Linked DNA regions of Mus musculus: region 2 is linked to region 1. Evidence: chromatin contacts called from ENCODE Hi-C or POLR2A ChIA-PET data. All regions are on one chromosome and are shown on one strand. Each heading gives the region's core, a stretch centred on a gene start or an enhancer-like site at or near the end of the contact. The rest is flanking DNA. Distances are from core to core; before and after follow the strand shown.

Evidence for each region. A loop is a pair of places that touch in the nucleus more often than their neighbours do. ChIA-PET counts read pairs that join two places held with the same protein, here RNA polymerase II (POLR2A).
Region 2: a loop to region 1 is called in a map of T-helper 17 cell, with 2.7 times the contacts of the local background. The contact joins the promoter of 5033426O07Rik here to the promoter of Foxc2 in region 1. A Hi-C loop is called at or near these places in 23 of 37 maps with a recorded cell type or tissue (CH12.LX, ES-E14, Patski and 10 more). POLR2A ChIA-PET finds 5 or more read pairs at or near these places in 1 of 5 experiments (Patski).

The regions. Positions count from the first base shown.
Region 1 is chr8:121,114,292-121,118,168 of GRCm38, forward strand. Foxc2 (forkhead box C2) reads left to right here and starts at 1,880. Exons shown (of 1, transcript NM_013519.2): 1 at 1,880-3,877. The coding sequence starts at 2,324. The coding sequence ends at 3,808.
Region 2 is chr8:121,201,844-121,205,720 of GRCm38, forward strand. 5033426O07Rik (a long non-coding RNA gene) reads right to left here and starts at 1,653. Exons shown (of 3, transcript XR_388120.3): 1 at 1,027-1,653.

The sequences.
Region 1 (3,877 bases), core at 630-3,129:
AAAAGTGAACGAAAACACACTAAGGACATTGGAACAATAACTCTTAGTGAGTCCCTGAGAGGGGAGGGGAAGGCTTAACCCCCTACCCAGATCTACACCGGACATGCACCAGAAGCCTGACTTTGCTGCTTTAAGGGAGGGGAGAGAGGAATTAGTCAAAAAAAGAATCCAGGACACCCACAAAAATGTGTTTCCCGAGATTCTCCATCCAGGTCAGGGGGCCCTGTGCAGCCCTGTCCTTTAAATTCTGGTTCTCGAGTCAAAGGTAGCACACATAAAACCTATTTTGCTGCTTCGGTACGTCAAGCAATGCCACTAAAGTTTCCTCACCCGCCAAAGCTGAAACAGTGAGTTCTAATCTCTCAAAGCCTTTTGCCGAAAATCTAAAGGGGGTGGGGGGCTATGGTGGTGGCGTGGGGGGGGGGTCGGAGAAGAAGAAAGACTGAGACAAATGTTTTATCTGTCGCCTTCTTCCCTACCCAACCGGACCAACAACTTCCAGAAGGTTCTGCGAGGCATAGAGCCATTCCGTAGGGACATCTCGGTGCTTCTGAGGAAGCGGACCGAGCAGGGATCCGATGACGACTGGAGATGTTGAAGGAATAAATACCAGTCCACAAATAAACAAACTGTCCCCGGGATTCCTAGAGGGAAGGAGCACGCTTGAAGGTCGGGGAACTCCGAGTCGCTGTGCGTCAAGGTTGGCATAAAATTAAAAAAAAAAAAAGTCCTTCAGTTACCAGGCCCTCTAAGGAGCCCCTGGTCCTCAGCTCACCTTATCAAAACTCAGTAAAACAAACAGCCTGAAATACAGTCAATTTACAGGATCCCAAAGATGCTGACCGCGGAGTGGGACCCACGCCGGGCCCCGGCAACAGCTAGGGAAGCGGGTCCGAGGCTACACAGTGCCGCGCTCCTTTGCGTTTCCAGTGACGAAGCCGGCGATGGAGTGCAGGCTTGGAGCTCCCCACGCCGAACGGGGACACCAGCTCCCGGGGGCTGGCTGCCTTGTCCTAACCTCCAGACAGCGCTTTCATAGGTGGGGAGAAGGGAGAGGCCGGGATGGATGGCAGGGAAAGCTAGCCCTCGTCTATGCGGGAGAGGAGACCAGGAAAGCAACAGTTGGGTTCACGCGCTTCCCTGAACCCCACGAAATTGTTTGGAGGACTCAGATGGATCACCTAAGTAGCAGCGAAGACGAAGGACCAATGGTTCCTTAGGTGTTACCTTCCCAGTTTGGCATTCCCACTAAGCCTTCCCTCCCAGCCCGACCCCGTCGTGAAGGGGAGAGGAACCGAATTCTCCAACCCGGCCTCCTTTGTGGGCTCTTCCTCAACCTGGAAGCGTCCTGTGAATTATCCATCACTGCATTCAACAGGCCCTACACGCTCAGTCCGTTTGCTCTGAACCCATTACAACTAGGCCCCGATAATTAAGAAATCTAATTATTCGCCTCTTCATCCATTAATAATAATAAAAAAAAAATCTCCAGGCTCTTTCCTACTTACAAGGTCTTGGGGGCAAATCTCTGCCCAACTTCATCAATTCGATGTTATATTTCAAACTAAACTTCTTTTTATTTTCCAAAGGAACAGGGTTTTTAATTTTTGCTCTGGACACGTGGTCTCGTTAAACAAAATGTGATAATAAAATAAAATTTTATAAGATGTAACTCATTTTTAAAAGTCCTCAAGTTAACTTGAGCTGGGGGGGGGGGAGATCTGGCTAAGAGCATCTGGGTCTTAGAGCCGACGGATTCAGGCGCTCCTCGTTTTGATTGGTGCCATCCTTCTCGCAGCTGCCAGATGATTGGTGCAAACTTCCTGGAGGGGGCGCGGCCTGAAGAAAGTAAAAACTCGCTTTGAGCCAGAAGACTTTTGAAACTTTTCCCAATCCCTAAAAGGGACTTTGCTTCTTTTTCCGGGCTCGGCCGCGCAGCCTCTCCGGACCCTAGCTCGCTGACGCTGCGGGCTGCAGTTCTCCTGGCGGGGCCCCGAGAGCCGCTGTCTCCTTTTCTAGCACTCGGAAGGGCTGGTGTCGCTCCACGGTCGCGCGTGGCGTCTGTGCCGCCAGCTCAGGGCTGCCACCCGCCAAGCCGAGAGTGCGCGGCCAGCGGGGCCGCCTGCCGTGCACCCTTCAGGATGCCGATCCGCCCGGTCGGCTGAACCCGAGCGCCGGCGTCTTCCGCGCGTGGACCGCGAGGCTGCCCCGAGTCGGGGCTGCCTGCATCGCTCCGTCCCTTCCTGCTCTCCTGCTCCGGGCCTCGCTCGCCGCGGGCCGCAGTCGGTGCGCGCAGGCGGCGACCGGGCGTCTGGGACGCAGCATGCAGGCGCGTTACTCGGTATCGGACCCCAACGCCCTGGGAGTGGTACCCTATTTGAGTGAGCAAAACTACTACCGGGCGGCCGGCAGCTACGGCGGCATGGCCAGCCCCATGGGCGTCTACTCCGGCCACCCGGAGCAGTACGGCGCCGGCATGGGCCGCTCCTACGCGCCCTACCACCACCAGCCCGCGGCGCCCAAGGACCTGGTGAAGCCGCCCTACAGCTATATAGCGCTCATCACCATGGCGATCCAGAACGCGCCAGAGAAGAAGATCACTCTGAACGGCATCTACCAGTTCATCATGGACCGTTTCCCCTTCTACCGCGAGAACAAGCAGGGCTGGCAGAACAGCATCCGCCACAACCTGTCACTCAATGAGTGCTTCGTGAAAGTGCCGCGCGACGACAAGAAGCCGGGCAAGGGCAGCTACTGGACGCTCGACCCGGACTCCTACAACATGTTCGAGAATGGCAGCTTCCTGCGGCGGCGGCGGCGCTTCAAGAAGAAGGATGTGCCCAAGGACAAGGAGGAGCGGGCCCACCTCAAGGAGCCGCCCTCGACCACGGCCAAGGGCGCTCCGACAGGGACCCCGGTAGCTGACGGGCCCAAGGAGGCCGAGAAGAAAGTCGTGGTTAAGAGCGAGGCGGCGTCCCCCGCGCTGCCGGTCATCACCAAGGTGGAGACGCTGAGCCCCGAGGGAGCGCTGCAGGCCAGTCCGCGCAGCGCATCCTCCACGCCCGCAGGTTCCCCAGACGGCTCGCTGCCGGAGCACCACGCCGCGGCGCCTAACGGGCTGCCCGGCTTCAGCGTGGAGACCATCATGACGCTGCGCACGTCGCCTCCGGGCGGCGATCTGAGCCCAGCGGCCGCGCGCGCCGGCCTGGTGGTGCCACCGCTGGCACTGCCATACGCCGCAGCGCCACCCGCCGCTTACACGCAGCCGTGCGCGCAGGGCCTGGAGGCTGCGGGCTCCGCGGGCTACCAGTGCAGTATGCGGGCTATGAGTCTGTACACCGGGGCCGAGCGGCCCGCGCACGTGTGCGTTCCGCCCGCGCTGGACGAGGCTCTGTCGGACCACCCGAGCGGCCCCGGCTCCCCGCTCGGCGCCCTCAACCTCGCAGCGGGTCAGGAGGGCGCGTTGGGGGCCTCGGGTCACCACCACCAGCATCACGGCCACCTCCACCCGCAGGCGCCACCGCCCGCCCCGCAGCCCCCTCCCGCGCCGCAGCCCGCCACCCAGGCCACCTCCTGGTATCTGAACCACGGCGGGGACCTGAGCCACCTCCCCGGCCACACGTTTGCAACCCAACAGCAAACTTTCCCCAACGTCCGGGAGATGTTCAACTCGCACCGGCTAGGACTGGACAACTCGTCCCTCGGGGAGTCCCAGGTGAGCAATGCGAGCTGTCAGCTGCCCTATCGAGCTACGCCGTCCCTCTACCGCCACGCAGCCCCCTACTCTTACGACTGCACCAAATACTGAGGCTGTCCAGTCCGCTCCAGCCCCAGGACCGCACCGGCTTCGCCTCCTCCATGGGAACCTTCTTCGACG
Region 2 (3,877 bases), core at 403-2,902, 87 kb after region 1:
ACGATGATGTCATGACCAGGAGCTCTGTCCAGGGAACTGGAGGGTTAGAAATCTCAGCCAGTGGTGGCACACACCTATAGTCCCTGTGTTTGGGGGTGGAGGCCACAGCGAGGCTCCTCCTCCAACGAACTGAGGTCTGGCAGTGTGGCTCAGTGGTAAGATGCTTGTCTGGCATGTTCAAGACCCTGACAAAGAAGGGGGCAAAGAAGGGGTGAGGACGGAAGCCGTGGAAGGAGGGAGAGAGGGGAGATCTGTTTCTGTAACCACTCACGTATGTGAATAATAATAATATTCACGTATGTGAATAATAATCGGGAAGAGGGCCTCGCCATCACCTCCCTACAGCAACGTAAACATCCTGATGTTGAAGAGACTCCCAGAGGTCAAGGAAGCTACAATTACAACACACCCAACTTCTGGGGAAAACCTTGAGATTTCCTCTGCTGGAGAACTCTACCAGATCTTTGACCAATTGTGCACAATGTTTCGTAAGAAACGCTCAAGGTGGGTCCACCTTTCAATGTGCTTCATGGAGCTAGAACTGTCAGAATGCCAGTTAGATATGCATAGAAAAAAAGACCCAGAAAACTATATTTCAATAAACATGGGTTGGTCTAACAATTCAAAATGACATCATCCCTCAAGGGTGTGTATTATGCTCCCTCCCCTCCGACTGCTGTCCTGTGACAACAGATGAAGCCCAGCGGAGTCAATGCCCTCAGCCAGAGCCAACCACCCTAGACTGTGCTGGAGAGACCACAGTGGGTCAGCTTCTGTTAACAGGCTTGCCTTAGCTGTGGCCATATGAGCGAGGTCTCAGAACTCTGCAGACAGACTCACACTGTCCACACACCAAAGCACCAGGCTCAAACTTGTTCTCTAAGGGAACCTTCCCTGAGCTCAGGGCAACCGACCCACCAAGTCACGAGTGGGCCCGAAGCCAGCCATGATTCAGTGTTCAGTTCCATGCACACGCTTTCTACCGTCGATGCCATCCCCCACGGGCAAGTTCTGTGCGACACTCACCTGGCTCTGAGAACATCATTCAGAGAAGTGCTCCTTTCAAACAGGGCAGAGAGAACACGCCACACAGCTGTGCGTGCGTGCATTTCTTCCAGCACGAACCCGCCCAGCCTGCAGCCCGTATGAGCTTTTTCCCTTTTCCCCTTTGATGCTGGGGACCTCAGTAGACCAGCAAGCCGCAGTCAGGATCAGGAATGTGCTCAGAGACCATTAGGGCAGACAACCCAGAGAAGTCTCAAGGAACTCAAAATGTATGAGCTGGAAAACACGCTATGAAAGGCCCTTTCAGGCCGTTCCTCTGGGAGTTTGCTTTTGGATTAAAAGGGGGTTTATTCAGGTCTTCACAAATAGCTGAGCCGGGCAACCCTTCCGTCATGATGGATTGCAGAGTGGAGACTGGCACGGTCTGACTGGGGATGCCAGGACGAATGGCACAAAACCAGGTGACACACCTTCAAAGGACGGAGGCTCAAAACATCCTCAGAAATGTGGCCAGGTCCTGTGACAGAGAAGGTGCGGGTGGAACACGCCGCCTTGGACTCCACTCTCCATTTCCTTACAGAGGGAAGAAAAATGACTGAAATGGCATTCTTCTGTTTTCTTCACTCCTAGCAAAATGAGTGCGGCTCCCACCCCTTCTCTCCCTGGTTCTACAGAGCTGATGCTCTGGCCATCAGTGTTCCCAGGGAAAGCGCTCAGTTGTCCCCTCTAGTCAGGGGCTGAGGGCAGGCCCAGGCCACGCTCCTGCTCAGAGGTCAGCCTCTTTCATGCGTGGGTCTAGTGGGTCTAGAGCAGATCCCCTGGCCTTCCAGCTAGGGCTCCTCCCCCACACTATTTCACGATGGGCAAGCTTTGATGGACAGAGGCCTCGGGTCTTGGTCAGTGAACCCCAGCTCCTCCTCTGCTGGCTTCGGATGAGACGACGGAGCTCTGTGGCCTGCCACTGGGCAATGTGCAGGTCCAGGTCCCCGCGCCAGCAGAACCTCTGAGGTGTCTGACCCCAGATGCACCTTGACTGTGGCCAGCTGGCCAGGCTGCCCTTTCGTTTTCCCTCCATTTTTAATCCTTTAATGGGTATGCGCCCACCCGGTCCTAGTACTCATTAACACATATTTAAATAATTATGGAAAAATCCGCACTTTATGCAGCCTCAAGCACTCTGACCCCCAGCTTTCTGCAGCTGGTCTTAGGGTGTTCCAAATATTTGGCACCTTTTAATCCCTGCACTGAAAGTGCCTCTCTCTGTGCTGTGGTCTCAGTGGCCTGCGCTGCACACCTGCCTCGACCCAGGCTCCCAAGCGCTCCAAACACTCTCTTGTTCTTTCTCTCTGCCTCCCACCCGCTTCCTGGCTAAACTTGAGAGCTGGGATGAATGCGCTATTGAGAAGCCCCTGGCTGGCTGCCCTGCGAGCTCAGGGCTCCTCTGGGTTGGTAGAGTTTTTCCAGCTTAGACCAAGGGTAGGTAGAGGGACCAGGAGGTCCCATCGGCCAACACAACTGAGCTGACTGACTGGAAGGTAGAGTGAGAGCATACACACACATACGTGTATACAAACAGGTGTGTGCACACATGCACAGACCTGTATATGTGCATGCTTAGACGAGTCTATAAAACACATGTATATATACTTACATGTGTACTGTACATGTATGTTGATACAGATATATATCTAGTACATGTACATGTATGTACATGCATGTACACACATGATCATGCATGTACATACGTGTACATAGATGTTCATGTATGCACATAATGCATGTTCATGCATGTACTTACATGTCCACATAGAAATACACAAATGCATAAGTAACTGTAGTGTGCATACATATATATACATATCCACACACATGCACATATCTGTACACATAAACACATATATAACGTGCATATATTTATATATGGTAGAAGCTGCATACTGCTCACAGATATCCACAGAGGGAGGGACAGTTTCTAGGCTGGGGCTATCTTCTAAGACCCAAGAGCTCATCCAGGGTAGAGCTTCCCCTGGAGAGAGGTGCCTGTGTTGCTAAGATGTCACTCCTGCAGAAACAGGAACGTTGAGAGGTGTGACCACAGTGGCCTCACCTGAAGCTGCCACAGCCTTAGTCACATCCCATGGGCATAACAGCTAACGGGGTCGTGCCCTTGCAACTGATGGTGAGGGACAGATATCCACTGATGCCACAGGGTCTGGATGGGTCACTGTCCCCACAGGTCCCCCAAAGAGAGGACTTGCAGCGCTCATAAACCCAGAAAGTTCCCTTCGCAAAGAGAGCCGGCTTCCCCACACCCCTCCCGAGTAGCAGAGAGAGCCTAGTACCTATACACTTGGCAGAGCCCTATTTGAAAAGCTGCAAGGTTGGCAGCCCCATCCCTCAGGAGCAGTAGCTCTTCAGTGAAGCTGCTGTGACCCCCCTTGAGGATTCTGAACGTTCCAGGTTCCCATGCAGTCCTTAGTTCCTGGGGCCTGTGGTTCTATTGGAGAAGGCAGGGTGCAGGAACTTGGCAAGTACAGGACCAACCCTCTGCTGCCCTCAAAGAGCCCGAGGAGGCCGTCAGGCTGTCATGTGACAGAAAACCGTAGCACATAGCTCCTAGGTGCACTGGGACAGCAAGCAGATCTGGGATATATTTTGTGGCTGATGATCCCAGACTTGGGTCTGTGTGGCCCAACTGCAGATGTGGGTGTCTGGCCTTCTCTGGGCATGAAGACAAGACTCCTGCCCAGGAATGACAGACTGACTGAAGGGTCAGTTAATCTTCATCTGTCCTTTCTTGAGGGAAGGACCTAGGGACAGGACCCATGGTAGGACACAGGGTTGTACTTTCTGGTGGAGATCTATATGTCAA